Regions from separate parts of the Homo sapiens genome. Here region 2 is linked to region 1. Evidence: chromatin loops called from intact Hi-C (ENCODE). Cell type or tissue: A673. All regions are shown on one strand. Each heading gives the region's core, and the rest is flanking DNA. Links, peaks and the distances in the headings are about the cores only.

The links. A loop is a pair of places that touch in the nucleus more often than their neighbours do. Peaks named below come from ENCODE experiments on the same cell type or tissue, not always from the same donor. Only the 100,000 strongest peaks of a DNase experiment are listed, where the experiment ranks them.
Region 2: a loop joins it to region 1, with 3 times the contacts of the local background. A loop is called at or near these places in 11 of 110 quality-filtered maps.

What each region holds. Positions count from the first base shown.
Region 1 is chr14:20,810,683-20,826,684 of GRCh38, forward strand. No RefSeq gene overlaps it. Among named protein-coding and RNA genes, the nearest start is that of RNASE1, 16 kb to the left of the region's middle. RefSeq lists enhancers at 3,087-3,587, 9,808-10,102, 11,048-11,342, a cis regulatory region at 9,654-10,237 and a silencer at 15,954-16,002. In A673, for the core only: no CTCF peak of the experiment used is centred there; no DNase peak of the experiment used is centred there.
Region 2 is chr14:20,759,685-20,775,686 of GRCh38, forward strand. EDDM3B (epididymal protein 3B) reads left to right here and starts at 8,720. Exons shown (of 2, transcript NM_022360.5): 1 at 8,720-8,822; 2 at 10,449-11,264. The coding sequence starts at 10,467. The coding sequence ends at 10,910. It overlaps LOC107984671 (a long non-coding RNA gene), which reads right to left. Exons shown (of 3, transcript XR_001750624.2): 2 at 3,086-3,159. RefSeq lists enhancers at 8,428-8,707, 12,771-13,533, 15,251-15,854. In A673, for the core only: no CTCF peak of the experiment used is centred there; no DNase peak of the experiment used is centred there; H3K27me3 peaks cover 492 bases.

The DNA.
Region 1 (16,002 bases), core at 2,635-10,634:
AGATTACAGGCACCTGCCACCATGCCTGGCTAATTTTTGTGGGGTTTTCTTTTTAGTAGAGATGGGGTTTCGCCATGTTGGCCCAGCTCGTCTTGAACTCCCGACCTCAAGCGATCCGCCCGCCTTGGCCTCCCAAAGTGCTGGGATTACAGGTGTGAGCCATCACACCCAACCAACTCTTCCTCTTTTGTAGGAAGCTCATTTCTGGCCTGCAGAGTCCTCTTCCCTGAATCGTGTGCGCTTAGGCCACTTACTGGCTAATGCTGACCTATGATGGATCAAGGAGCAGAACTGGGCAAGAGGCTACAGTGGAAGTGGCAGAGTCAGAGACCTCCATCTTAAGTTCCCTCCGTCTGGGGACTCTTTCTCTCTTCTGTCTCTCAGTGGCCTCAGACATTAAAGAATTTGGGACAGATACATTTAAGAGTTCATTCTCAGCCATGTCTGAGGAAGTATGTCTGAGTCTGAGGGCGTTTGAAGGTATGTGAGGGGCAGGAATGCAGCTTCAGAAAAGCTGTGCTTCGTCTTCAGTTCTCAGCCTCTCCTTCCTGAGCTCCTTCCCTGTCTGGCTTCTTCCACACATCTATACAGAGACTGTCTGTCTGTCTGTCTTTTATTCTTAAGAATCCAGAATCATTTAGAACCCAGTCAGGGCCAGGCACGGTGGCTCACGCCTGTAATCCCAGCACTTTGGGAGGCTGAGGTGGGCAGATCATGAGGTCAGGAGTTCAAGACCAGCCTGGCCAACATGGTGAAACCCCCGTCTCTACCAAAAATACAAAAATTAGCCAGGCATAGTGGTGCATGCCTGTAATCCCAGCAACTCAGGAGGCTGAGGCAGGAGAATCGCTTGAACTGGGGAGGCAGAAGTTGCAGTGAGCCGAAATCACACCACTACACTCCAGCCTGGGTGACAGAGCGACACTGTCTCAAAAAAAAAAAAAAATGTAGCTCCTATTTAAAAGGACTTCACTCAGTGAGGGTGGATATAGCTGAATCATTTTCTTCGGGAGAGCATCTGCTGGCTCCCCAAAATCTCTTTGCAGAAACTTGTGATAAGCCTGAGTGCGAAGGAATGGTGTGAGGGGGAAACATCCAATTGCAGGAAGGTGAGAAACAAGGAGCTGGAGTCTGGTGGGCTCCAGAAGGTATGAGTGCAACTGGCCTACCTCATGTTCTTGGGAGCCTGAGTCTCCTCCTTAGAAAGTGACTCTGCAGTGAAGACATCAGATTTCTTAGTACTTTTCCCAAAATGCCAACTTCTCTGTCACTGAGCATGACTGGGCTATCCAGGTCCCAAGTTTGAATTTTTGAAGGGAGGACAAACTTCAGAGTTCAAGGTGGTCTCCCCAGACCACAGTCATGTCAGGAAACCGCACCAGTGACTGGCCTGCTGCCAGGCTTCGGTGAGGATATGAAGGGAAGTACATTTTTGCCCTTTTCACAGAGTGCCTGGAAATGAATCCCTGAAATCCTCCTAAAGCCAAAGGCAGCCCTAGACGGTTAGAGCTACACCACACCCAAGGGCTCAGGGCCCCAAGGAACCTCCTCAGAGACAGGCTGTGGGAAGGCCCACCCCTCCCATGTTCTCTCAGGAAACACATCTGCCCCCGTCCCAATCTACACAGTTTTCCTGACTGGAGCAAAGGTCAATTTGAACTGCAGGAGCTTGGGAGATTTTATGATCCTATGGGCTAAAGAGTCTCTTAGGAGACAGTATAGCCCCTCAAGCCCAATCCAAAACTAAGCATTTATGGGCCTCAACTGAGAAACCCCCTCCCCAGTGAAACATTATGCAAGTTTTTCCTAATTTCTGTCTCCCGTCCACATTGCAACGTTTTGCCTCATGTGACAAACCAATTACTGAAGGGGAAAAGGCAACCGTGGCTGTGCTGGCTATCATTCCTGTGTTTATTCCCCTTTTATAAGACTCTCCACCTCTCTGTCCATTAGGCTTCCACTCCCACCCCCAATCCCACCCCACCCCCACCCCACAGTATGAACTGGGAGAGAAAGAGGTTCTGATGCCTGAGCCCTTGGCTGAGGCCCACCAAGCACAGGTTCTACTTTCCCAGACAGTGGCTCTGACTGGCCTGTGAGCACACCAGGTGCAGTCAACAATCTGGTCTCCAGAACACACAGGGGGCCTCCACCTCCTCTGGTGCCACCATCCCAGCCTCCTGACACTACCAGTTTTCCTCACTCTCCATAGGTCCCTTCCCACCCCACAGACCAGCCCTGGTCTTTTAAAATGGAAATCAAATGTTGCCAGGGTGTCTATAGAAAGATAGAGACTTCGTTATCTCTGGTTCCTGATTACAGAAGACCTGATTCCCTTTCAGCCTGGGTTGTTCAGTGGTCTCTTGACTTCATCCATTTTCTGAGAACTTTTCCTATCCCTGACTCAACCCAACACCACCATTCACCTCTAGATCAGGCACCAGTGCCTCTCATCCCTTCCCTAAGGGACAGCCCACCTGCCCCAGCCCCTCTAAGAGCTTATTGCTGAGGTCGTCAAAGTATGAACTTTTGACCAGGACTCCCACGTGAAAGAAAATATGGACATTTACCTTTGAACTCAAGGAACAAAAAGACCCAAGCAATGGAAAGTAACTTCCGCCCATTGGAGGAGACTGAGAGCCGGGGCAGACCAAGGTCAGACAGCACCTTGGCAGCAGAGGTGGAAAGCATCCTCGGTCCCTGGCTTCCCCACTCTGTGGCAGCATTCTCACTATACCATGCTGGCAAGTATGCTTCAAGTGGGGAGACTGCCTCCAGGATGTGCACTCAAAGGGCTGAACTTATGGTGAAACTGATCTCTTCTTTTAGGTCTGGATTTCCCCTAGAGTCCCCCCACATCTCTTCCTGCTGGGAATTGTGGTGGGAGAAAACAGATGGCTTTGCTGCTGACCCCTTCTGAGGAGTTGGAGGATTGGGGACTCCTACTGAGGTCTCATTAGGGGCCCTTCACTGGCGCAGCTGGAGTGTGGGTGAGCAGGTCAGGCCTCCCGCTCTTCAGTCCATGGGGGCATTTGTTGATTCCAATGCGACACTGGAGGAAGGGAAGCCTTCTTAGGGGGACGAGGCCTCTAGGAGGACACCTGCTCCAAGCAGTAGCCTCCCTCTCTTTGAAGAGGTCTCACATGCTGGCTTCATCAAGGAAGCAAGGTCTGGAGGAAAATCATTGCTTAGAAATGTTTCTGGCTGGGCGCAGTGGTGCATGCCTGTAATCCTAGCACTTTGGGAGGCCCAGGTGGGCAGATCACTTGAGGTCAGGAGTTAGAGACCAGCCTGGCCAACATGGCGAAACCCTGTCTCTACTAAAAATACCAAAATAAGCCGGGCGTGGGAGCACATGTCTGTAATCCCAGCCTCTAGGGAGGCCGAGGCAGGAGAATTGCTTGAACCCAGGGGGTGGAGGTTGCAGTGATCTGAGATCATGCCACTGCACTCCAGCCTAGGTGATAGAGTGAGACTCTATCTCAAAAAAAAAAAAAAAGAAAAAAAAAGAAAAAGAAAGCAATGTTTCCTTTCACATCTGCCATCTCCTGCCTCCTCCTTCTGTTAATCTTGAGGACTCTCACAATGGCATGACAGTACCTCTTTTCCCATAGGAGGACATATTGCCAAGGGACAAAGCACATGGATGGGGGAGCCTATCAGGTCTATCAAGGTGAAGAGAGGCCAGTGTTATCTCATTTAGAGAACAAGACTCACATTTGCTTAAATGGAGCCTGTTATCTGTCACTAAATTCAGCCTTCTGACCCATTGTCTGACCTGCTTCCATCACTCCAATCCAATCTGGCTGAATTCCTGCCCACTGAACATGGTTCGTGTCACACACGTCTGTATGAAGGGAGTCCACCAACAGGCTTTATGTGAGCAACAAGGCTGTTTATTTCACCTGGGTGCAGGTGGGCTGAGTCTGAAAAAGGAGTCAGCAAAGGGTGATGGGATTATCATCGGTTCTTACAGGTTTTGGGATAGGCGGTGGAGTTAGGAGCGATGTTTTGAGGGCAGGGAGTGGATCTCACGAAGTACATTCTCAAGGGTGGGGAGATTACAAAGAACCTTCTTAAGGGTGGGGAGGTTACAAAGTACATTGATCAGTCAGGGTGGGGCAGAGACAAATCACAATGGTGGAATGCCATCAGTTAAGGCTATTTTCACTTCTTTTGTGGATCTTCAGTTGCTTCAGGCCACCTGGATGTATACCTGTAGGTCACGGGGGTATGATGGCTTAGCTTGGGCTCAGAGGCCTGACATTCCTGTCTTCTTATATTAATAAGAAAAACAAAACAAACTAGTGGTGAAGTGTTGGGGCGGCAAAAATTTTGGGGGGTGGTATGGAGAGATAATGGGCGATGTTTCTCAGGGCTGCGTCGAGCGGAACTAGGGGTGGTGTGGGAACCTACAGCGGGAGAGATTTAACTGAAGAAAGATTTTGGGGTAAGGGGTGATATTGTGGGGTTGTTAGAAGGAGCATTTGTTGTATAGAATTATTGGTGATGGCCTGGTTGCGGTTTTGTATGAATTGAGAAACCAAACAAAAGACACAAGGTCTGAATAAGAGAAGGAGAAAAACAGGTATTAAAGGACTAAGAATTGGGAGGACCCAGGACGTCCAATTAGAGAGTGTCCAAGGAGGTTCAGTGTAATTACTTGTTTGGTTGGTGAATTTTTGGGCTCTATTTTTGACAGAGTCCTTTTTGCTAAGTTGGAGGCTGAGCTTGGCGAGGTGTGTTTTGAAAAGACCATTAGTCCGTTCTACCTTTCCTGAAGATTGAGGATGGTAAGGGTTATGAAGTTTCCACTGAATACCAAGAGCCTGAGAAACTGCTTGGGTGATTTGACTAATAAAGGCTGGTCCGTTATCGGACTGTATAGAGGTGGGAAGGCCAAACCGAGGAATTGTGTCTGACAGAAGGGAAGAAATGACTGCGGTGGCCTTCTCAGACCCTGTGGGAAAGGTCTCTACCCATCCAGTGAAAGTGTCTACCCAGACCAAGAGGTTTTCTAGTTTCCTGACTCGGGGCATGTGAGTAAAGTCAATTTGCCAGTCCTGGGCAGGGGCAAATCCCCGAGCTTGGTGTGTAGGGAAGGGAGGGGGCCTGAATAATCCCTGAGGAGTAGTAGAATAGAAGATGGAACACTGAGAAGTGATTTCCTTGAGGATAGATTTCCACAATGGAAAGGAAATGAGAGGTTCTAAGAGGCGGGCTAGTGGCTTGTAACCTACATGGAAGGGGTTATGAAACAACGACAGAATAGAATGGGCCTGTGAGGCTGGGAGGTATTGAGGGTAGGAGAGTATATGGGTTTGGCACCACGGGGTGGATAGGCAAGACAATTTGGTTGATAAGGTGCAAATCCTGAACTAACCTGTATAAAAGGCCATGCTGTAACAAGCAACTGATAACAGGCTTTAATCCTTTTAAAGCCTGCTGTGGGATGGGATACTGGTGTTGAGCAGGGTAAGGGTGATTAGGTTTTAATGGGATGACAAGGGGTGCATGATCGGTTGCCAAGGAGGGAGTAGAGGTATCCCATACTTGTGGATTAAGGTGGAGAGATACAAGGGGAAGGATGCGAAGGAGGCTTTGAACTGGGGAAAAGGGTGGCAATGAGGTGTGGCTGTAGCCCAGGAATAGTCAGGGAAGCAGATAATTTAGTTAAAAAGTCTCGACATAATAAGGGAGGTGGGCAGGTGGGGATAACTTAAAAGGAGTGCATAAAAGAATGTTGTCCAAGTTGGCACCAGAGTTGGGGAGTTTTAAGAGGTTTAGCAGCCTGGCCGTCAATATCCACAATGGCTATGGAGGCAAGTGAAACAGGACCTTGAAAAGAATACCTTCTTAAGGGTGGGGGAGATTACAAAGTACATCTATCAGTTAGGGTGGGGCAGAAACAAATCACAATGGTGGAATGTCATCAGTTAAGGCTATTTTCACTTCTTTTGTGGATCTTCAGTTGTTTCAGGCCATCTGGATGTATACGTGCAGGTCACAGGGCATATGATGGTTTAGCTTGGGCTTAGAGGCCTGACAGTTGTCACTTCTCCAGAACAGCCAATCTTTTTTTTTTTTTTTTTTTTTTTTTGAGAGAGAGAGAAAAAGAGCGAGACACAGAGAGATAGAGACAGAAAGACAGACAGACACACACACACACAGAGAAAGAGGTCCAAACAGAGGAAAGGACAGAGGAGAGCAGCTTCTTGCAAGAGAGAGAGAGAGAGAGAGAGAGAGAGAGAGAGAGAGACAGAAACACACACACACACACACACACACACCTCACAGAGGTCCAAACGGAAGAAAGGAGAGAGGAGAGCAGCTCCTTGCAGGAGAGAGAGAGAAAGAGACAGAGAGAGACAGACAGAGAGATAGCCAGAAAGAGAGACAGAGAGAGACACCCAGAGAGACAGAGAGAGAGAGAGAAGGAGAGAGAGACGAGAGAGAAAGATCCCAAAAAATGGAGAAGGGCCAATCTTCAACCTCTCTCTGCCATTCTGGTTCTGCCCCAAACTCAACTCTACTTCCTATTTTTCTTTTTCTTTTACCTATTTATATCTCTCATACAGATGCTAAAAAGCAGACCTCAGCAGAGCTCTGGTTGTTTTATGTGAGCAGAAGCGGGTATCCTACTTAGCACATACACATGTGAGGAAAAGTGTGGGTATCTGTGTTTCTGCACTAAGGTGTGGGATTTGTTTTCTACAAGCCCCACACATAACCCAGCCCCCTCCACAAGCTGGGTCTTGATGCCTTTGCCAGTAGGTCACTTGGTGACTGAGGTCAAGTCTTGTGACCTCCCTGTGTCTTAGTATTATCCCCTAAAGAGTAAAGAACAACAATCTCTAAGATGGCTCCCAGTTAAAACATTGAGTTTTGTTTGTTTTTTGTTGTTGTTATTGTTTTTCTTTTGAGACGGAGTCTCACTCTGTCGCCCAGGCTGAAGTGCAGTGCCACAATCTCAGCTCACTGCAACCTCTGCCTCCCAGGTTCAAGAGATTCTCCTGCCTCAGCCTCCCAAGTAACTGGGATTACAAGTGCCTGCCATCACACCCAGCTAATTTTTGTATTTTTGGTAGAGACAGGGTTTCACCATGTTGGCCAGGCTGGTTTTCAACTCCTGACCTCAGGTGATCTGCCTGTCTTGGCCTCCCAAAGTGCTGGGTGGGATTACAGGAGTAAGCCACCACGCCTGGCCCGTCTGTTTTTTAATGTTATCTCCTTCTAAAGATCTTCCCCTCAATATCTCTAAGGAAGAAAGGTTGGATCTTAATAGGAAATCTAGTTTCTTAAGACTTTTATGCTTCTCACAGAGCCAGAGTTACTTTTGTGAGTGTATTCATCAATTGCCTTTGGTCTAACTGAAAAAACAAACCCCACACCTTAGTGCAGAAACACAGATACACAGAAAGAGACAAAGTTCTCACCTATACCCCTTCCCCCATACTCCTAAATTCCTGTGAAAGACCAGCAAAAAAATGGATTTTTACCCCAGTATGGATTTTGTGTATGTTCACACTAAATACAATTCACAAAGTTTTATCTTTCTATGAAGAAACTAAATGCCACAGTGTATTCACACTTACAGGAATTTAAAGCTTTTATTGTAAAGCTAAGGCAGCATGAAGAGTAAGTGCTGTAATTTAATGTATAAATTCATTCTATGTTGATTTCTATAGTAGGAAAAAGCAACTTTGGTCTGTCTGTGGTTCCATCATCAATTCACTGAGTTAAATAGAAAGCTTCAGGAATATAGTATTAACAGAGACCCCAAAATTACAGATAAATCCAGTAATGGAGCTTACAATACAGAATTAGAGGGTGCTAATTAATGAATTTTGGGAACAAGTCAGCAGTTAATAAATATTCATTAGGAAGTTGCAGTATATATTTCTCTAAGTTACCAAGTGACCTAGATATGGAATATTGAAAAAGATAATTTTGTATCTTTTGTATCTTTTTTAATTCCTGCTAAATTAATAGAAATATACTACTTGTATTTTCATCACCTACAACATTATTAACATTTTAGGGTGTAATTCTCCACACTTTTGTCTATGTGTAAGATTTTATAAAATATGAAGTACTGTAACACTGCTTCAGATTCTGCTTTTTCTCTTCAAATGCATCTGGGGTCCTAGTAATATGTAATTTCTTAACCTGGATAGTGGTGAACACAGATCTGTTTGCTTTGAGCTAACTTATTGAGCTATGTAATTATGTTTTTTCTGTGTGTATATTTCAATTTTTTTAAGTTTATTTAAAAACATATCCTAGGCTGGGCTTGGTGGCTCACGCCGGTAATCCCAACATTTTGGGAGACGGAAGCAAGTGGATTGCTGGAGCCCAGGAGTTCGAGACCAGCCTGGCCAATAGAGGGAGACCTCGTCCCTACTAAAAATTTAAAAAATTAGCCGGGCATGGTGGCTCACACCTGTGGTCCCAGCTACTCAAGACCTGCCTGCGCAGTATAGTGAGACCTTGTCTCTACTTAAAAAAAAAAAAAAATTAAATTAGTGGTCCCAACTACTCAGGAGGCTGAGGTGGGAGGATGGCTGGAACCCAAAAGGGTGAAGCTGCAGTGAGCCATGATCAAACCACTGCATTCCAGCCTGGGCGAGAGAGTAAGACCTTGTCACACACACACACAAAAAATTCCATCCTATATATTCCAAGTCAACATATATCTATATTACTCTAAATGGCTCTATAGTATTTCATGTTATGGATATATCATAATTCATTAAACAAATTCTGTATTTGGGGACATTTATAAGATTTACAACTTGTTACATGTACACTGCCTTCAATAAAAACTCTTCTATGTCTGCATTTATACTCTTGTGTCATAGGGCAGATTCTCTACAAAAATAAACACTGAGATTAAGATGTGCATTTAAGATGTTTACTGCAGGCCGGGCGCGGTGGCTCATGCCGGTGATCCCAGCACTTTGGGAGGCTGAGGCGGGCGGATCACCAGGTCAGGAGATGGAGACCATCCTGGCTAACACGGTGAAACCCCATCTCTACTAAAAATACAAAAAAATTAGCCGGGCGTGGTGGCGGGTGGCTGTAGTCCCAGCTACTCAGGAGGCTGAGACAGGAGGGAGAATGGCGTGAACCCGAGAGGTGGAGCTTGCAGTGAGCCGAGATCGCTCCACTGCACTCCAGCCTAGGCGACAGAGCGAGACTCCGTCTCAAAAAAAAAAAAAAAAAAAAAAAAAGTTTACTGCACAGCAATCTTGGGGCAATATCTGCAGAGGGAGTGAAGGAAGCATTATCGGGCAGAAGAGGTAGGATTTTGATGCAGTCACAACAAAGGCCTTGGCCAATCCCACAGGTATTCTAGCTTTCTTTAGAGCTAGATTGACCTTCAGAGTTGTTCTGAATTAAGGTAAAGGGACCAAGCCTTTATATCCCGTTACCATTTATTAGATGTTGACTGCCCTTGGGGAGGAGGCTTCACTTTTAGCAGGATGGTTCTCTGCCACTGTTACACTCTTGCCAATGCACCACAATGTAGTAGTCTCTCGCTGCCCAAGGCATCATCCTAAGTTCTTTGTCTCATGACCAAGAAAGTTAAGGATCCTGGACACCAAGGGTGAGGTTGGAGTGAAAGTTTAATAAGCGAAAGAAGAAAGCTCTCCGCTGCAGAGAGGGGACCTGGAAGAGGACTGTTGTTTCTACAGTTGAATGCAAAGGCTTTTATAGAAAACCCATGAGGGCTGGGAGTCTCCTTTGCATAAGGGGTGAATGTGTCGTAGCCCCACCGTGTCTTCCTAATGTGCGTGCGGGCCCCTTATTGCACGTGTGTCAGGGGACGGAATTTTCCATTGCAGGCATGTCTAAGCAAGTCACCTGGGTCGCCCTTCTCATGTTTGTGGGCGTGTCTTAGGCAAGCCCCTATGCAAATTCCTGTATCTGTGCCTGCAGGCTGTTGTTTTGTTTGAAAGGATTAAACCAAGGACCCACCCTAACTGCCTGCCTGACTGGGTTTTTTCTTTTCTCCTCTGTCAACACAAAGGGCTATTCCCAGAGAGAAAGAGACTCAGCTGAGAGCTAGCTGTTCATCACCATCACTAGTCAGTGGAGGGAATGAGTGCCGTGTTCCTGAAGTGGGGGAACTGGGACATGCACCACCGCATCCACTACACCTTGCCCAATTACTTCCTTGGCATATATTCCTAGATGTGTTTAGAGAACATGGACTTTTGATAAGGCTTTAGATAATGTCAATTGCCTTCTATAAAAGTGGTATTTCAGCGAGGTGGCTCACGCCTGTAATACCAGCACTTTGAGAGGCCGAGGCGGGCAGATCACGAGGTCAGGAGTTTGAGACCAGCCCGGCCAATATGGCAAAACCCCGTCTCTACTAAAAATACAAAAATTAGCCAGGCATGGTGGCGGGAGCCTGTAATCCCAGGTCCAGGGAGGCTGAGGCAGGAGAATCGCTTGAAACAGGGAGGTGGAGGTTGCAGTGAGCTGAGATCGTGCTGTTGCACTCCAGCCTGGGCAACAAGAGCAAGACTCTGTCTCAAAAAAAAAAAAGGTATTTCACTTCTAATAGGAGAGCAAGAGACCATTTTTTCTTCTGTGTCAAACAATAGCGTGCCCTTGCCTGCTCTTTTATCTGTGATTCCACAGCATTTCACACTTTATTATACCATGTCTCACATTCAGTGGGAATTCTTTCTTCTCAGTCTCCCAAATTACACTGTTTTCAAGAACAGAAAGGGTGTTTTATTCACACATATCTCCTGATCATGTGCCATGTATACAGTTGGTCTCCAATTAATACATGTCAAGTAAATTAATGTCTCATTGTAGAAGGCTACGGAGTCACAGAAGATTAACTGACTAGAAACAAAGAAAATACTATACAAAAAATATTAGACATGGTGCAGAATCAAAAGGTGGTTGTGGAAGAAATGGAATGTGTTTTTCATGAAGGAGGAATGTAACTACCCAGTGGTTTCACCTTGCCCACAGCCTAGACAGAGCCAGTTTATCAAGACAGGGGAATTGCAATGGAGGAAGAGTAATTCACACAGAGCCGGCTGTGTGGGAGACCGGAGTTTTATTATTACTCAAATCAGTCTCCCCAAGCATTCAGGGAAGCAGAGTTTTTACTGACAACTTGGTGGGTGGGGGGAAGCCAGTGAGCCAGGAGTGCTGACTGGTCAGTTAGGAAACAAGACCATAGGGAACTGAAGCTGTCCTCTTGCACTGAGTCAGTTCCTGGGTGGGGGACACAAGATCAGATGAGCCAGTTTATCAATCTGGGTGGTGCCAGCTGATCCATCAAGTGCAGGGTCAGCAAAATATCTCAAGCACTGATCTTAGGAGGAGTTTAGGGAGGGTCAGAATCTTGTAGCCTCCAGCTGCATGACTCCTAAACCATAATTTCTAATATTGTGGCTAATGTTAGTCCTACAAAGTGAATCTAGTCCCCAGGCAAGAAGGAGGTCTGCTTTAGGAAAGGGTTGTTATTGTCTTTGTTTTAAACTACAAACCATAAAGCAAGTTTCTCCCAAAGTTAGTTCAGCCTACCCCGGGAATGAACAAGGACAGCTTAAAGCTTAAAAGCAAGATAGAGTTAGTTAGGTTAGATCTGTTTCACTGTCTCGGTCATAATTTTGCAAAGGTGGTTTCAGAAAGGTGTCATGATGTGTACAATATCATCTGAAAAAGAATAAATGAGAAGCCTAGCTCTCCAATAAAAAGGCAACAATTAATGACTGCTACTGTAGAAAGGTGAATTTTCAAAAACAGAGAAGTGGTGTAATAAATATAGCTCAGGTAATATAAAAGGTCAGGGAAAAAAAGTGTGTTTTTTCCCCAGCTCTGCTACTTATAACTTGATGAGACTTTTCGATAAATCTTTTTGGAAGCTCTTAAAAACTACCAATGCCAGCCAGGTACAGTGGCTTACGTGTGTAATCCCGGCACTTTGGGAGGCCAAGGCGGGCAGAACACTTGAGGTCAGGAGTTTGAGACCAGCCTGGCCAACATGGTGAAACCCCTAGTTATAAATAAAGTTTTGGTGCCACAAAAGAAATAGCACTCGAATATAAAATGTTCTTTTTAATTCTCAGCAAGGCAATGTACTTCTATAGAAGGGTGCACCCTTACAGATGGAGCAATGGTGAGCACACACTTGGACAAGGGAGGGAAAGGGGTTCTTATCCCTGACGCATGTGGCCCCTGCTGCTGTGTCGTTCCTCTATTGGCTAGGGTTAGAACGCACAGGCTAAACTAATTCCGACTGGCTAATTTAAAGAGAGTGACAGGGTGAGTGGTTTGGTGGGGAAAATGGTTATGGCAGAGGAAGTAATCGGAATGAGTCAGGGTGGAGCAGGTAATTGGAATGAGTCAGGGTGGAGCAGGTAATCGAAAAAGGTTGCTTTACGAGGAAGTTAAAAGTAGAAGGCAAAGAATTGAACATACGAACATACTGACATACTGATTCTTTGAAGAGAAATTTAGAACTCATATCTAACAACCCCTCCTCTTATATTTCCTTACAGTTTTTTCTCTTCAAAATTCTTTAACATGTCTCGGCTTAGTTGTTTTGCTTGATTTTCCAAAGGAAGAAGCTTCTCTGGATAAGGTGGAGGATAGTTAAGGGAGGTTTTAGTGAGTGCCATTTTTATGAGCCTCTGCACCAACCCATGGATGCATGGTGTGACACAGCACCCGACAAGAATAAGTACACCCATTACGGCTGTGAGGGAAGTAAGAATTGAGGCTATTATCCTTTTCCATTTACTGAACCACTTTTCTAGCCCTCCTATAAAGGGGTCATTTACCCCTGAGTTGTTGGCTAACTCATTGGACACAGCAGTCAGACCTTGCAATGCCTTTGTTGTACTTCCATCAGGGGCGGTGTTGTTTGGGATGAAGGTACAACATTGAGTTTTAATCATGATGCAAATTCCTCTTCATTCTGCTAATATGTCTAAGGCTATCCTATTTTCCCAAGCCATCTGGCTAGTAGCCTCTAATTGCTCAGCTATTCCTTTAACAGCAACTCTAGTGTAGTTAATAAATTGCTGTTGGTTGTAGTAGATGTAGTTTATCCAATCTACATTTTTATTAATTGTCCCCCACCAAAATATTGACTCAAATCCTGCAGCTCTTTGATTTCAGGTTTTAAATTGATCTGGTATTCCCCATGGGATTCCAATTGCATTTAAATAGATGTGAGTCGAAAGACCCGTAAGTGGCTTCTCTTGCTTTACAATGTCTTATTTTTCCTTCCTCCGATTGATGAAATGCCAGGGTGAAAAGGATAGCCAATTGTACTAAAGCACAAGTGCCACTCCAGTTATTTGGCAGAGCTTCCGGTAAAGGTCCACAATACCACCACACATCCGCTAAGGGATGAACAAAGGCTGACTGATTTGTAAGCTCTTGGAAAGTCTTAAACTCACTGCATCCCTTCAGGTCTCCAAGGAACGCTAAGTTTCCTCCCTGTCATGAGAGACACTAAGTGAACTTAGTGTTGGGAGATGAAACACTCCCAACATCCCCGAGGGGATGGCCCTCGGGGGCTGACCCACAGGGTGCCAGACTTCAGGATATAGCAGAGAGAGAGAGCATGGCATGACTTGTTACTCCAGGCTGTAGAATCCTGGAAAAGAGCTACCATGCAGCCCATGCCTGGTTGACTGGAGGACCACCCTAGTGGAAAGGGGACAATCTGGGCCTCTGGCCTGCCGTGCACACAAGCATAACAATTGCTTTTGTTTAACGTGCAGATGGAATATTTGATCCATTCCAACCAGGCATTTGCATCTTGGTATCCCGTCTTAATTGCCAGTTTGTTTTAAGTCTTTAACTTCTATGATAGCTATCTTGGTCTTGTCATTAGATGGAGGAGGAGCAATTGTTCCACTGTGAGAGGGTTTGGAAGAAGGCTTAGAGGAAGGTGCAGGTGGTGGGGGATCAAAGAAACACATTGCAAAGAATCCAGTAGGGTCTGTCCCTGAAACCTCAGCCCCCATACCATAAAACTGACTTAAAGAAGGGAACCAGCTTAGAAAAGTGGAAGAACTTTGAGGGTTTGAGATAATAACCTGTAGAGGATGGCACTGGTTTACCTGACAGTTGGGTGGCAGGGCTGTCCCTCTAGTAAAACGAATGTATGGTTTTAGGAAATTACAAAAACCAGTTGGGACAGTCTATCCTTGCTCTTTAGTGGTCCACAGAACGTTGGACCAACTACGGCATAAAAGCTCTACATCGGGGGGCAAGACTCCTGGTTGACATTGGGGTCTTTATCAAAATCTCCCCAGATTAAATGGTCCCAGTTCACTAATGCCCAGTCTGAGGAGAGTCAGGAGGGACAGAGGTACTTTTCTGAAGTACAGAGCTGTCTTTGACTTGGCCAATCCCCACAGGGTATAACAAGGCAAGCATCTAATGCAATAGCTTGAGGCGAAATTGACTTGGTTATGTTAATAACTAGATGGTCAGCAATAGAGTGAGGAAAGAAGAAAGAGTAATAGAATAGATGAAAGAGAGTTAAATTTTTCTTAGCTTTAGTTTGGTAGGGTTTTCCTCTGGGACTATGGCCCACGACTCTGGAGGGGGTGGTGCTTTCTTGACTAGGGTGTGATGAGTCCATCCCCTTTCCGCTGTATGAACAGCAGTCTCGGTGGTTAGCAGCACAAGGTAGGGTCCTTCCCAGGCTGGCTCGAGTTTTCCTTCTTTCCACCCTTTGATGAGAACGTGATCCTCAGGCTGGTGCTGGTTTACCGGAAATTCTAGGGGTGGTACCTGTGCTAAAAGACTTTTAGTTTTGAGGGCAAGGAAAGTGGAAGATAAACCAAGTATAAAATTTCTAAGAAATCGATCTTTTGTTTTAAATGTGGGAACATCAGCAGTGGACTTTAGAGTCCTTGGTGCCTTCTTACTGAGAAATTTCCTTTAGCACCTATTTTTATTAGTTTTTAGACCAAAGAAAGCCAAATACCATTTTATATTTGACAATGCTTCCTGTATGACTTTTATACCACGTAAGCTAAATTTCACCTTTATATTAGTGTGTTATTAATGTTAAACTTAATTTTAATAAAATCTTGTAGACATATTTATCTAATTCTTAATGTCTGACCGTAATGTAAGATTTTTATAGACTCTTTTTAACCTTCTATAATTTTGGTTAAAGAGCAGGTTAGTGCTTTAAGAAAAACCTGTTGTGCTTTTATATTAATGTCCAGTTCACAGAAAAACTAGATTATACCCCTTTAACTTTAGCCAATATGCTTACACACAGAATTTCCTTTACAATTAATGTTTCAGAACTTGCTTAAACCTTTATAACCAGATATATTTTTTTAACCTTTTAATATAGGTAAAAATCCACATTCTTATGCCTCCTTATAATACTTTTACCAAAGGTATATCTTACTTTCCTTACACACCTTGCACATAAACTGTTTCTTCAATAGTTTTACATTCAGGAGGCCTAATTACTTTTAAATTATACAACATTTCTTGCATAAACTCCCTTTTACACCTTTTTTTTTCATGACTTTCACAGACAATTCTTCAACATGCCTCAACTTTTTGACTTGTTGCAAACATCCCTTTCTTTAAACAATCAGTTAATTTATCTTAGGACAAGAATTTACCATGTAACATTCCTTTTCATAAATTCTCCCCACCCCCTTTTTTTTTCTCAAAGATGATAACCATTCTTTTCCAAAGCGAACTTCCTTCCTGTCTGTGGACTAGACTGTCTAAGGCCACAAGGTTAGAAGTTAGGATAATACATACACTGCTAACTTTTATCAGACTTTACTTTTATTGAAAACCTTTTAAGTTTGGGATTTCAAGTATTCTTTGCCATTAATAAGACCTCATTCAGTCCATATTAACTTAGAATTGTATAGATGGCTCCTTCCTGATTTGTAAGTACTTTAAGGCTTGGCTGAGTGCAAACAGCTTGCACGTTTGAGCAGACCAATTATTAGGCAATTTTCCTAA
Region 2 (16,002 bases), core at 4,111-12,110, 50 kb before region 1:
GCCTATAATCCCAGCACTTTGGGAGGCCAAGGCAGGAAGATCACCTGAGGCTGGGAGTTCGAGACCAGCCTGACCAACATGGAGAAACCCCATCTCTACTAAAAATACAAAATTAGCTGGGTGTGGTGGTGCGTGCCTGTAATCCCAGCTACTCGGGAGGCTGAGGCAAGAGAATCACTTGAACCTGGGAGGCGGAGGTTGCAGTGAGCTGAGATCATGCCATTGCACTCCAGCCTGGGCAACAAGAGTGAAACTCTCTCAAAACAACAACAAAAAATTTGCCTGGCATGGTGGAACATGCCTGTAGTCCCAACTACTTGGGAGGTTGAGATGGGAGGGTCATGTGAGCCCAGGAGTTTGAAGCTGCAGTGAGCCATGATCACACCACTGTACTCCAGCCTGGGTGACAGAGCAACACCTTGTCTCAAAAAGCAAGAACAACCAGGCACGGTGCCTCACACCTGTAATCCCAGCACTTTGGGAGGCCAAGACAGGTAGATCACTGAAGGTCAGGAGTTCAAGACCAGCCTGGCCAACATGGTGAAACCTGTCTCTACTAAAAATACAAAAAATTAGCTGGGAGTGGTGACGTGTGCCTGTAATCCCAGCTACTCGGGAGGCTGAGACAGGAGAATCGCTTGAACCCAGGAGGCGGAGGTTGCAGTGAGCTGAGATTGCGCCACTGCACTCCAGCATGGGTGAAAGAGCGAGACTCCATCTCAAAACAAAACTTGATGGAGTCCTGCTATACTATGTAGATGACTTACTTATAGATAGCCTCAAGCAGGAAAAATGTTTGTCTAACACCATCCTAGTTCTAAACCACCTGGCCCAGGGTGGATACAAAGTGTCTGTTTACAAATCTGTAAACAAAAAGTAAACTTATCTCAGATTCAGGTTAAAGAAAGGCAAGAGGAGCCATCAAAGCTCCTGAAAATAGGAGACAACTTCAAGTATTCTTAGGCATGGCTGGCTTCTGTTGGATTTGGAGTTCTAGTTTTGGACTGATGACTAAGCCCCTTCATGAAACCCTAAAGGGATTAGACTCTGAGCCCCTGCCTTGGACGGCCAAGTGCCAACACAGATTTAATATCATCAAGGAAAAGCTAGTATCAGCCCCAGTGTTGGGATTGCCAGAATCCCAAAGGCCATTCAAACTCTACATTTATAAGAAACAAGGCATAGGTCAGTCTAGGTGTGCTAATCCAGAAGCTGAAGACACCCCACAGCCAATACACTATTTTTCTAAACAATTGAATCAAATGACTAAGGGTGGACCCTTGCCTTCAAGCATTGGCAGTCACTTGTGAAGTCCTACAGAAAGCAGAAAAGTTTACCCTGGGACAGCAGGTCACTCTCTTTGTGCCCCATCAGGTGTTGACTTTGCTAGAACAAAAGGGAGTTTACTGGCTCACTGTGGGGTGAATGGGGAAATACCAAGCCATCCTCTTGGATGACTCAGATATCACCTTGCAAACCTCCAGGCTCTAAACTCTTCCTCACTGCTCCCAGCTACTGAATCTGATTCCAGGTTAGAGTATTACATTTTAGAAATTGTTCATGCAGTCTATTCCAGCAGGCAGGACCTGTCAGACCAGCCATTGGATGCCCCAGATTGAGAACTGTAACCTAGGGGAGCAGTTTCATGGAAGATAGACAACACAGAGCTGGGTATGTCATGGTGACCACCAACAGGGTAATACAAGCCCATGCCCTTATCTCCACACAAAGGGCTGAGTTAATTGCTCTTACCAGAGCTTTAAACTGTCCCAGGGGAAGCAAGAAAACATTTACACTGATTCCAGCTACGCTTTCATGAAAGGACATGCTCATGGAGCCATCTGGGAAGAAAGAGGCCTCTTGACATCAGGAGACAAGGACATTAAGCACCCAGTGGAAATTCTGGCCTTATTAGAAGCAGTTGCCTTGCCTGCCCACACCTCCGTTATGCACTGCCCCGGACACAAGAAAGATAATTTGCAAACAACAGGTCAGGCGCAGGTGGCTCATGCCTGTAATCCCAGTATTTTGGAAGACTGAGGTGGGTGGATCACCTGAGGTCAGGAATTCGAGATGAGCCTGGCTAACATGGTGAAACCCCATCTCTACTAAAAAATACCAAAAAAATTATCCAGGCATGGTGGCGGGTGCCTGTAATCCCAACTACTCAGGAGGCTGAGGCAGGAGAATCACTTGAACCTGGGAGGCAGAGGTTGCAGTGAGCCAAGATCGAACCATTGAACTCCAGCCTGGGCGACAAGAGCAAAACTCTGTCTAAAAAAAAAATTTGCAAACAACCAAAGGCCATCAGGCAGCCAATAAGACTGCAAAACAGGCTGCTTGGGAAGCAAAAACACTGGAGGCCTTAATATCCCATTTGAACTTATCAGACTTCAAACCTCATTACACTGAACAACATAAAAAATGCACCAGGGCCTGGAGTTTGATAAAACAGATTCTAATTCTCTCTGGGAAACGAATGGTTACAGGATGATCTTACTCCCTGAGGCCTTAGTTTACCCAATTTTAAGCATCTGCACGAAGGGACACGCTATGGGAGAGAGGCTCTCGCTGACCTAGCGCATTACAAACGGTGGCTTCTCTTCAAAATAAAACAGACTGCTGGGTCTGTGGGAACTACTCCTTTCCTGCACTGCATGCTTGCCATGGTGCTTACAAGCCGCCAACCTGAGCAATTGGAGTCATTTATATACCTGGTATAGGAGTTCATACCCATTCCCCTTCTATGATCATAGCACCTCCCACAGTGGGTTCCCCTCCTACCAGGAAACTCAGAGACACCTTATTTGCCTATTCTATTAATAGATTAACAGTACCCCCACCTTGGGATATGCTGTATGTGATGGCATGGGATGTCTGACCGCAGTACAAATACAAGTAATGGGTCAAGCACACCATAGCCCACCATATGGGATGGTTACATCCTCAACAATGTAGCCAATCTCTCCAGCTAACTGATGGTATGTGGCTAGGATAGCAGAATAATGCCCATCTTCATACTGGGGCCCATCCCTCCACGTGGGGTTGGCTATGGGCCTGCGGCACTCATGGTTGCATTACTTACCTTATAATGGAACCAGGAGATGCAACTGGGGGCACCCTTACCGGGACATATCCTGTCCCATCTGGATCCTCTCCCTGCCAATTGGGAAAGCATAAAAGCCAGATATTGTCATCAGAAATGGACACCCTTGTGGTTTTACCCCCCAGGAGGCGGCCATAGATGTAAAATTACAAGTAGAGGCCGTAGCTAAGCATATGGCTGCTGCCTTTAATAACACTCACTCTGCCATCACCTTTCTCCCTGAAGAAACCTCACAGATTAGACAGCCTTAAAGAACTGTATGGCCTTAGATATCCTGCCTGCAGCCCAAGGTGGCACATGTGCATTAACTAAGACTGAGTCTTGCGTGTATGTGTGTGTGTGTGTGTGTGTATCAGATTATTCCCACAGTGTAACCCTAGCTATGAAGGCCTTAAATATTTCCACCATAGATGCCTCATCCTAAGGCCTTGTGATGGCACGCTTTAGTCAACTCCCTAGTGCATGGAAGACTTATACATCGCTTAATTGGCATTCTACTCAGTGTCTTCTTCAGCTGCTATGGATTTTATTGCTATTGTGCTGTCTGTATGGGGATGCAAGACAGACTTCTCAGCAGCTCTTAGTTCCCCACACCAAAATGCTCCAGCAAGTTCCCACTGTCAATCTGGGAATTCAAGAATATTTCCAACTCCAGGTAAGCAGATTCCATCCCATTACCTCCTAATTATGCCTCTTTTCAGCAGGAAGTAGCCAGATCGCCTGCATTGACCACTTCCCATAGAAATGGATGGGATTTGACAGTAGGGAGCTGTAACCAAGTAACTGAACTTCAAAAATGCATTTCAGGCCAGGCACGGTGCTCAGGCCTGTAATCCTTGCACTCTGGGAGGCCTACGCAGGTGGATCACCTGAGGTCAAGAGTTCAAGGCCCGCTTGACCAACATGTGAAACCTCATCTCTACTAAAAATACAAAAATTAGCCGGGCGTGGTGGCAGGGCACCTGTAATCCCAGCTACTTGGGAGGCTGAGGCAGGAGAATCACTTGAATCCAGGAGGTGGAGGTTGTAGTGAGCCAAGATCGTGCCACTGCACTCTAACCTGGGCAACAGAGCAAAAACTCGCCTCAAAAAAAAAAAAAAGAAAAAGAAAAAAAAGAAAGAAAGAAAATGCATTTTAAAACTTTTTTCTTTTTTTCTCTCTTTTTTTTAGTCTCAAGATATAACCTTGAAGCAAACTGCAGAAATTTTTTCCCCTCCTCAGTCTTAATATATAGCTTTGAAACATACCAAGAGTCTTTGTTCCCCCGCCATTTCCCACCGTACACTCCCTTACGTCACATACATTTATCTGACTGTAGGCTTGTATCTAAATATGTGCTTACTTAGAAGTTCTAGGGACTAATTTTGAGACAGATTACAGGCATGGAAACCCAGCTGCAAAATTCCAGAGATTACCTCAAAGCAGTTAGTCAACAACCCGGCCATTGTGGGGATGATGCCAGCCCATGCTCCAGGTGGACCATGACTCAAGATAGCCACCAGAACGAGACGCACGGACCTGTACCCAGCACCACTCCTTGCATGCCACCCACTGCAAGTTCCCTTTGTAAGCCCCTCTCCCCAGGCTAAAGTTTGAAATGGTTCCTTTAAGGCACAAGCCATGGCCACTTCTCCAGTGCTAGCTCTGGAATAAAGCTTCTTTCTTTTCACTGCATCTTGTCCTTGTTATTGGTTTTGCAAGCAGCCAAGCCTGCATTTGGTTACATTTTATTGTTTTAAAACTACTTTCAAATGCATTACTTCTAAAAATTCTCAAAATTACTCACTGATGTACTAGAATATATCATCAGATATGATGCCTTGAAAAGCTCTAGAGCTCTTTCTTAGCTTGCTTCTTCGAACATTGGCTCAGGTAGCTTCTCTCTCCCACCTCTCTCTACATTCCTTGAGTCACTACTTGAATTTAAGTCTTCAATAGATAATGCACACTTGTTGGAAAGAGCTCTGGATGTGTGGGCACATGACAAACGACTGATTTTCCCTCAGAATCGCCTCTCAAGTCATCCAAATCCAGATGCCCAGAATTGTTTCCTTTATCTCTTCTCTATCATCAAAAGACCTAGAGAGTAGGAGGATGCATAGAACCTGCTCTGAGGCAATAAGACAGAGCAGGGATCTATCTTAGAGGTGAGCAGGGCACCCTCCCCAACCCAGCATGGAAATAAAGGAAAATCTTCAATTTCTTAGCTAGCCTTGAAAAGAAAAAAGAGGAACTAGATAAGCAAGAAGGTAATGCTAGCTTAAAACAATAACCAGGGAAGTTAGAATCAGGGGATGTTTGGTTCCCTATAGAAACTAAAAATAGCATCTTAACATACATCCCTGAGTTCTTCAGAAACTCAGACCCCCAACAAACAGATCTGCTGGCACATAGACCTCAGATAAGGGGGAAACTGAGGACTAAACTCTCACCACCGTTCATCTAAATTATTTCGAGTGGCCTGGAGAAAGTCACACCCATGATCCAAAGCTAACATTCTGTTCTGCTGACCCCCATTCTTAAACAAACTTTCATCTCCTTAACCAATTGCAAATCAGATGATCTTTGACTCTACCTATGACCTGTGAGCCCCTGCTTCAATACCTTGCCTTATTCAGCCAAACTAATGTGTAATCTCCACATTTTAATTTACTATTTTGCCTGTAACTTTTGCTTTCCTGAAATTTATTCCCGCCTTTATTTAATTATTTATTTATTTTTTTGAGACGGAGTTTCGCTTTGTCGCCCAGGCTGGAGTGCAGTGGCGCAATCTCGGCTCACTGGAAGCTCCACCCCCCAGGTTCACGCCATTCTCCTGCCTCAGCCTCCCCAGTAGCTGGGACTGCAGGCGCCCGCCACCACGCCTGGCTAATTTTTTTGTATTTTTAGTAGAGACGGGGTTTCACTGTATTAGCCGGGATGGTCTCGATCTCCTGACCTCGTGATCCGCCTGCCTCGGCCTCCCAAAGTGCTGGGATTACAGGCGTCAGCCACCGAACCCGGCCTTTTCCCGCCTTTAAAAACCCTTACCTGAAGTCATCAGAGAGGTCAGGTCTTCAGTGTGAGCCACAAGGTTCTCCTTGCTTGCTGCTTTGCAAATAAACTCCCTCCTTTCTCCTGCCGCAGACCTTGGTGTGGATATTTGATCTTACTGTGCTGGACGATCAGACCCCAGTTCAGTTCCATAGGAACAATATCTCTCCCGTGCCCCACAGAGTCTATCAGCACATGATTCCCTATTATTCAATGATTGCTTGACAGGAGCTGAAGTATGAAGAAAAGTTCTGGATATAAACGGAATATTCTGACATTCTAATAGCTAGGTGGTCCAGTGACAAACTCAACCAAGGTGGCTCAGGTAGGAGTGGCCTTGCGGATGTTGATAGAAAATACATTCAAGACCAGGTACAATGGCTCACGTCTGTAATCTCAGCACTTTGTGAGGCCGAAACGGGCGGATCACTTAAGGTCAGGAGTTCGAGACCAGCCTGGCCAACATGATGAAACCTCGCCTCCACCAAAAATACAAAAAACTACCAGGGTGTGGGGGTGCCCACCTGTAGTCCCAGCTGCTTGGGAGGCTGAGGCAGGAGATTCACTTGAGCCTGGGAAATGGAGGTTGCAGTGAGCCAAGATTGCTCCACTGCACTCCAGCCTGGGTGACAGAGGGAGATTCTGTCTCCAAAGTAAATAAATAAATAGAAAAAGAAAATACATTCAAGTATCTTACATTATCCATAAGTGAAACCTTTGGTTACTGTTACTGAAACAATATTCGTTGCATATACCAATTTAGGGGGAGTTGGTATGAAACGTGCTGGAAATTCCAGATGTGATATGGAAAGGTCACCCATGGGATGCTCACACAAACTCAGTTTAAGGGCTGGTGGTCTTGACCAGAGTGAGCTGAGTTTAGGGCTGAGTCTTGAGTTCCTGAAAAACAATTAGGTCAACACCTTGTGATGCATACTTCAGAGTCAGATGTGATATATAGGAACATTGTGGAAACTATGGCTAGGCTACCTGACATTTTACTAAGGCAGTAAGGACTACAGCGTCAGCAAAGGTTATTGTTAATGAGGACTAAACTCTGATTTTTTTTATCTTGCCCAAATTCCTATCTAAGGGGTCTGGGGAGTCATGCCCTACAAATCATCAATTCTCATCAGATGAGTTTTATTTAACCCTGTATATCATGTTTTACTTTCCAACCTGACTCTGGCATAACATTACCAGACAAACAAGAAAAAGTATTTTGCCCCAAAACATGTTTCTTTGCCACATTTTGAAATTGCCCTGCAAAGCTGTTCTTTGTGGGGGAAAATTTGCATCTGTAAAGAATCTCTATTAACATAGCTAAATATTTTTCTTCCAGACCTTCCAATCCTAAAGATATTAATTAAGATCTGAAAGGGAAACATTTGTCATCTATTGTCTCTAAGGGCAGCCACTATAAGACTTCGAAAGAATTGGTCTCTACCATCTTTATTTTAACCTGAATATTCCCTTTCTATCAATCTCAGGTCTTTAGACAAAACTAGTTGTCAACCAGAAAATGTTTAAATACACCTATGGCCTGGAGGCCCTCCACTCCCCATCAGCTTTGAGTTGTCCCGCCTTGCTGGACCAAACCAATGTATTTCTTAAATGTATTTGATTGATGTTTCATGCCTCTCTAAAATGTATAAAACCAGCTGTGCTCCAACCACCTTGGGCACATGTCCTCAGGACCTCCTGAGAGCTGTGTCATAGGCCATGGTCACTCATATTTGGCTCAGAATAAATCTCTTCAAATATTTTACAGAGTTTGACTCTTTTTTTTTTCTTTTCTTTTGTTTTGAAATGGTGTTTTGCTCCTGTTGCCCAGGCTGGAGTGCAATGGCGTGATCTCGGCTCACTGCAACCTCTGCCTCCCAGGTTCAAGCGATTCACCTGCCTCGGCCTCCCAAGTAGCTGGGATTACAGGTGCCCACCACCACGCCCAGCTAATTTTTGTATTTTTAGTAGAGATGGGGTTTCACCACCTCGGCCAGGTAGGTCTTGAACTCCTGACCTCAGGTGATCCTCCCGCCTTGGCCTCCCAAAGTGCTGGGATTACAGGCGTGAGCCACCACACCCAGCTGACTCGTTTCATCGACAATAACAAACTGCCTAGTAAAACTTCAGATACTGGCTACCTAATCATAACTATCTGGCCACCAGTTTCACTAGATACTCTTTCACCTCTCAACGAAAGTCCCACAGTTCACAATGTTATAAGTGGCTTTCTTCAGAGAAGTTTCTGTGTAACATAGCATAACCCTCCAGGGACTTCCCAGAACTTTGTCAGAAATTGAGTGCAGAAGCCAGGTCTCTCGTTGTCTACTGATAGCACCAGATAACCCCTTTCTGGGGTCACCTCACTCTAGGGTCTTGCACTTCTTCTGTGCCCTGGAGTCAGCCTTTGATGTTTGTAGCCTTTGCTTGAGGCCACTGTCTGAATAAACTCAAGTGTTCCAGATGAGAAGATACAGGAACAAGTTCACATAATAAGGCTATTCCCCATCACCACCTCCACTACCAATCAGCTGGAGCCTTGCAGCTCCCCCTGCTATTCCTTTCTCCACTGCTGCAGATTTCCAGGGCCCTGAGGAAAGGAGGACTCAGACTCTGCTCTTCAGATCCACACACTGATCCCAACTACAACCAGTGACCTGAACTTGGAGTCTGAGTAGGGTAAGAAGGGCTCTGCTGAGGATGTTTGGGGGACAGCCAGGAGCACTGAAAGGAGGCTGATTGAACTTTTAGATAGCAAACAATGGAGAAGGATCCAAATCATGGAAAACAAAGGTGTGAATTCTGGTCAGCCTCAGTCCCACTGATACAGGCTTTCCCTGCCCCTCCCTTCCTTCACCCCCAGTCTTCTCAAACACAATGCATTAAAACCGCTTACATCCTGCTCTTCTATCCTCTGTAGGTCTTTATCATCAGGACAGGGTTCCACAGATAGGAAGTACCGACCCTTTGTTCTGTGTCTGATGTGGACATTTGACATCATTAGAAGTGCTCTCAAATACATGCGTCTCATTAGACACTTGCAGGTCTGTAGGGAGCTATTATTAAGTCCATCTGAGGACACCAATGCTCAGAGTTGTGAATCAGGTTAGAGATTCAGTAAGGGCGGGAACACTTCTCATGGTAAATGAGGACAGAGCACTAGTTTAAACGGTAGACTCTTTCAAAAAGATCCCCACACTCCATGCTATCACCACAGAAGCCACTGTGGGGGCTCTTTTAGTCTTGGTGCTTGATTGATTACAGGAATATTTCAAATCTGGAATTCTGGTTGGGTGTAGTGGCTCATGCCTGAGAATCCCAGCACTTTGGGAAACCGAGGTGGGTAGATTACTTGAGGCCAGGATTTTGATACTAGCCTGGCCAACATGGCGAAACATTGTCTCTACTAAAAAAAATACAAAAATTAGCTGTGTGTGGTGGCAGGCACCTATAATCTCAGCTACGTGGGAGGCTGAGACAGAGAATCTATTGAACCCTGGAGGTGAAGGTTGCAGTGAGCCAAGACTGTGCCACTGCACTCCAGCCTGGGTGACACAGTGAGACTCTGTCTCAAAAATAAATAAACAAATAAAAACCTCAAAACTGGAGTTATTTTATGATGACATTTTCAAGGAGCAGCTCTGACAAACCAAGATCATTTGTAATAGTGATAATTAGGGGAATGACCCCTGAGAAGGAATATGGGTAGTTAGTAATGAACATACGTTCCACTCAGGCTTTGGAGAAAGTGTTATAAGGAAGTCAAGATTGGAGAAGCATCATTAAGTAATTGGAGAAGCAGGCAAGAAGTAATTGCAGGCTAGGCTGTCATTTTAGCGAATCGAAGCCTTCCTACCTAGGAACCACTTCCCAAGTAGTTACTCATTTTCTACATTTCCCTAAAATCTGACAACCCTTTCCACTTCAAGGACATAAACCTTAAAATATCATTCTCTTTTGGACACATGATCTCCTGAGAGTTGGTCTGGTAAAAAGGAGCCAGCTGGAGGGTGATTGGCTCCTCAGGTTGGGTGTAAGAGAGGGATGAGAGGAGATGGTTGGAATTCTCAAAATGAACTTCATCTATTTTTTCTAATTATGTGTTTCGCTTACACAGGCTGAAGCGTGTTTTTAGTTCTTAGAAACTCTATTCTCTAATGAGAATTAGCATCTTCTCATCGGGGAACCAAATAGTAAAATTGCACCCAAGTGCCTGCCTGGTGGGGAAGGAATTTTAAGGTGGAGTTCAGCTCTCTGGGCATTGTCTGGATAATGCTTTTCTTTCTCTTCTCTGTGGACACGCAGGCGGCCCCGGTGACTGAGATGGCATCGTCTCTAAAGATCTGGGGCACACTCTTGGCCCTACTTTGCATCCTATGCACACTGCTTGTACAGAGCAAAGAAGTTTCTTGGAGAGAATTCATGAAACAGCACTACTTAAGTCCAAGTCGAGAATTCAGAGAGTACAAATGTGATGTCCTCATGAGAGAAAATGAAGCTCTGAAAGACAAGAGCTCTCACATGTTTATCTATATCTCATGGTACAAAATCGAGCATATATGCACTAGTGACAACTGGATGGATCGCTTCCGAAATGCATATGTATGGGTCCAGAATCCTCTCAAAGTACTCAAGTGTCACCAGGAGAATTCCAAAAATAGCTACACAGAGAGCAGGAGCTTCAACTACATTGAATTCCATTGTAGCATGGACGGGTATGTTGATAGCATAGAAGACCTAAAGATGGTAGAACCTATCGGCAACTAGAAAGTCTATGCACATCCTCAGGTATTGGTAGAGTATTCAGTGCTTTCTAAGTAGCAGCCCCTGCCTCCATCAATAGTCCTACCACTCCCCTCTTGCATTTATTTGTCAATGTTTTCCAAATACTTAGAGTTATGAATAGCATAATTTCTTGATACCATAACTTTGCCTGTGTTGTTTCTCTGCCTGGAATACACTTTTGTCTTCATTTACCTAATTTACTCTTATACTTTTGTCGACATTCAGCTCATATGGCATCTGTTCTTGATTAACCCAAGACTTTCCTGATATTGACTCTCTTGATACATACCCAAGCTGAACAATCTTCCCTTCCCTAAATAAATTATATGACTGCAATGTGTGTGACATTCATATATGTTATGTGCACAGAGTGAGTATAGTGTGATTGATATGGGTGTGTGTGATCTAGACTATGCATGTGATTGATGCTGTGCAAGGGATTGAAGGTGTATTTTATGGGTGCATATCTAATGTATGTAATATGTTTGTGTATATGATGAGGGTATGAATGATTGTGTGCTTAGTTCAAGACAAGTTGTGATGTAGGCATTGATTGCAGCATCAATTTGAAATAATCAAAAGTGTCAGAATCCAGTTTTAAAGAGTTGATTCAAGCAAAAGGCTAGGAGTGGCCATTCGGTAACACACAGACTCCACAGAAATGGAGTCAGTGTTCCAAAGCTGAAAATTAAGTTCTTGCTTATGTAGGAAAAAGACAAAAGAATTTAACAGGATTACAACAATTTCTATAACAGCTGGTTTAAGAGTTACAACAAATTAATTAGTTACAGTTTGTCCCCCAAGTCTTCTTTTCTTTTCTTTATAGTTTTTCATTTCCTTTCCAATTTAAAAGAGTGTATTTAACATTCCATCTTAATGTGATAGCGATGAAGTCTTTCTAAGAGGAGAGGGAAGTTACTCTATCATGAAGATCAACAGTGGAGAGGGAAGGAGTCTTCCCCTGTACCCTTCAGTAATTTACAACATTTCACCGAACAATGCAGGTAAGAAAGAAGGTTTAATCTATAAACATAGAAACCACGGTTACAGCTGCCTTGGTTACAGTGGCCTGGCATGTGACTCAGGCCCCCAAATCACATTTCTTTAAGGTTAAAAATAATTTAGAGTTCCAACAACTGGGTCGTTAGATTGCTTATTTTCACAGTGGTGACATGCTTTAGTTCCATTCAGATTTTGGGGCACTGGCAGAACTCACTGGGTGTAAAACATGTAGCATGGTTTCTTGCTCATAGTAGGTGCTCAGTGAAAATTGCTTCTTTTCTCAACTCATTATTTGGCTTAGTACTTTCATTTTGACTTTGATAAACAAACATAACAAGTGCTCATCAATCATTTGATCTCCCTAACTCTAGAGATGGGGATTTATAAAATAAAAATACATGCTGGGCATGTTGGCTCACATTTGTAATCCCAGCACTTTGAGATGCCGAGGTGGGTGGTTAGGAGTTTGAGGTCAAGAGTTCACCATTTGAGGTCAGGAATTTGAGACCAGCCTGACCAACATGGTGAAACCTTGTCTCTACTAAAAATACAAAAAATGAGCCGAGTGTGGTGGCACATATCTGTAATCTCAGCTACTCGGGAGGTTGAGGCAAGAGAATCACTTGAACCCAGGAGGTGGAGGCTACAGTAAGTTGAGATCGTGCTGCTGCACTCCAGCCTGGGTGACAGAACCAGGGCATCTCAAAAAACAAAAACAAATAAACAAACAAAAAATACAGCAGGCTGTCATCTGTGAGGACTGAATTCTGACCTTTTTTTCTCTCTTGCCCAAATTCCTGTCTAAGGGGGTTGGAGCATCACACTCTGAAAACCATAAAATATTATTAGGTGGGTTTTATTTAACTCTGTACAATTCATGTCTTATACCCAGTCAGTTCTGCCAATACCCCAAAATCTGAGTGGAACTAAAGCACGTCACCACTGTGAAAATAAGTAATTTAATGTGGCTTACCTTCCAACCCAACTCTGCCATAACATCAAATGACAAATAAATCAAAATATTTTATCCCAAAATATTTTTTGCCTTATTTTGAAAAATGGCCCTGCAAAGCCATCTTCTGTGGGGAAGAGTTGCATCCGTAAGGAATCTCTATTAACATAACCAGATCTTTCCCCTTCTAGGCCCTCCCAATCCTGAAGGATTAACTAAGAGTCTAGCACCTTTTAAAGGTCTGAATAGGGAACGTTTGCCATCTATTGTCCCTAAGGGTAGCCACCTGTGAGACTTCATCTACATAATAAGAACCTTGTCTCTACAACCCTTTATTTTAACCCAGACATCCTTTATCTATTGAGTCTAGGTCTTTTCAATAATAACAACTATTTCAAACAATTGCCAATCAGAACATCTTTGAATTCAACTAATTCCTGTAAGCCGTTGCTTCAAGTTGTCCTGCCTTTCTGGACTGAACTAATGTATACATCACATGTATTGACTGATATATCTCCCTAAAAACTATACAACCAAACTGTAAACCAATCACCTTTGGCACATGTTCTCAGGTCCTCCTGAGACTGTGCCTTGGGGCCATGGTCACTCATATTTGGCTCATAGTAAACCTTTTTAAATATTTTATGGAGTTTGACTCTTTTTGTTGACATTTGTACGGAAGCTATACCTGCCTAGGATTAAAAAAAAAGGAACTCCTCTTTTATCAACCACAGACCTATAGATGTCCCTACTGGACTCAATTCATTAAGAATGTTTCTGCCAGGCGCAATGGCTCATGCCTGTAATCCCAGCACTTTGGGAGGCCAAGGTGGGCAGATCACGAGGTCAGGAGTTCGAGACCAGCCTAGCTAACATAGTAAAACCCATCTCTACTAAAAATACAAAAAATTAGCTGGGTGTGGTGGCGTATGCCTGTAATCCCAGCTACTCAGGAGGCTTAGGCAGGAGACTCGCTTGAACCCGGAAGGCAGAGGTTGCAGTGAGTCGAGATCACGCCATTGCACTCCAGCCTGGGTGACAGTGCGAGACTCCGTCTCAAAAAAAAAAAAAAAAAAGAATGTTTCTAAGGGCCAGGTGAGGTGGCTCATGCCTGTAATTCCAGCACTTTGGGAGGTTGAGGCAGGCAGATCACTTGAGGTCAGGAGTTCGAGACCAGCCTGGCCAACATGGTGATACCCTGTCTCTACTAAAAATAAGAAAATTAACCAGGAGTGGTGGCCCATGCTCGTAATTCCAGCTACTTGGGAGGCTGAGGCATGAGAATCACTTGAACCAAGGAGGCAGAGGTTACAGTGAGCTGAGATCACGCCACTGCGCTCCAGCCCTGGCAACAAAGTGAGACTCTATCTCAAAAAACAAGAAAAATGTTTCCAAGAAGATCAATGTATATTACATGGACTAAAGCATTACATTTCCTAAGGACAACACCTCAAATAGAATATATTAGCACAAATAATTTTATCTGAAAATAACCATTTTTACGTGGTAGAGACAGGACAGTGGTTGGAAGACTTTAAACTGCAATACTGCTCAAGAATGGAGCTTAAGACTTAAATTTTGTTGTAGGAAAGAGGAAATAAATGGGATAAAAAAGTGTTGGGAAGGCCAGGTGCGGTGGCTCATGCCTGTAATTCCAGCACTTTGGTAGGCTGAAGCAGGTGGATCATGAGGTCAGGAGATTGAGACCATCCTGGCCAACATGGTGAAACTCCATCTCTACTAACATACAAAGAAAAACATTAGCCAGGTATGGTGGCACGCCCTTGTAGTCCCAACTATTCAGGAGGCTGAGGCAGGGGAATCGCTTGAACCCAGAGGTGGAGGTTGCATTGAGCTAAGATTGCGCCACTGCACTCCAGCCAGCCTCAAAAAAAAAAAAAAAAATTGGTTCACAAGCAGGTTAAGTGGATTGTGCCACTGACTCCAGCCAGCCTCAAAAAAAAAAAAAAAAAATAGGGTTCACAAGCAGGTCGAGAAATTCTGTTTGCTAATTGCAGGAGTGAGATGCAAAGTAAGAAATGTTTACTTCATACAATTCTCCCTGGAGCAGTATGGGCCAGGGAAAATGCTAAACAATAAAGTACCTTGTGTTCTTCAGACTCCTACAATGTGGAATGACTCTGGCCTTGAAACAATTAAAGAAAAACCAAAGTGTCAACATTATTTATTAAGTGACTGCACACTTTCCTATAACTCTAGTAGCCAGCGTATAAGGCAGTTCCTCAGCTTTGCAATTTTTGAGTGCACCTGGGGAGGAGCAGACACCTGGGGATGACAATCTCTACCAACCAAACTCAGAAGAGACTAGTATTAAACCAGTAGCTCTGCATGTAGGATCAATATACATATGAGAAGAAACAATACTGTTTGTTTTTCTCAGTTGACAAACGCTCTTCAAAATGTATGTAGGGAAGGAAAAAATTTTCCTTCTACCCCTTTGGTTCTTGGCTGGGGCCACCGAAACAAAAGTCAGATTAACAAGAGAAAAATAGAAGTTTAGTAACATGTGCATCTCATGCATACATGAGAGAAATTCAGAAAGCAACTCAAAGAGGTGGCTAGAACTTGGGCTTAAATGCCTTCCGCTAAAGCAAAGGAAGAAGCATGTCGGGGAGCAACTTACAGGGGGATGACCAGGAAAAGTACAGTAAACAAGGGAAAGCTTTCTCATGCAGATTTAAGTCAGTACCTTCTCCGCTGATAAGGGTTTCTTTTGATTTAGAGTCACCTTTCTCTTTCTGGTGAAGAAAGGGAGACATCCTTACAAATGAAGATTTCCCTTATAAACGCAAATGTCCCTTACAAAACAGCAACGTGCACTCTATTTTCAGAGTTTGTCTTGTGTATACTGCTTCTCAAAATAAGCAGTTCAAAATAATATTCATAATAAAGAAGCATATTTTGGGGTGGCATATTCTGGTCTCCTATAGTAGATTCTCACAAATACCTCATTTAAGTAACTCTTTAAAACTTGCTTTTATTAAAGGGTTAGCAGATGGTTGTTCAAAATAGTATAGGAGGAAAGTAGATTTAAGGGCAATTAGTAATAGCTTTGTGTTGTTTCTCTGGCTTTCCCGGTGGTCCACCCCTTATTTGGAT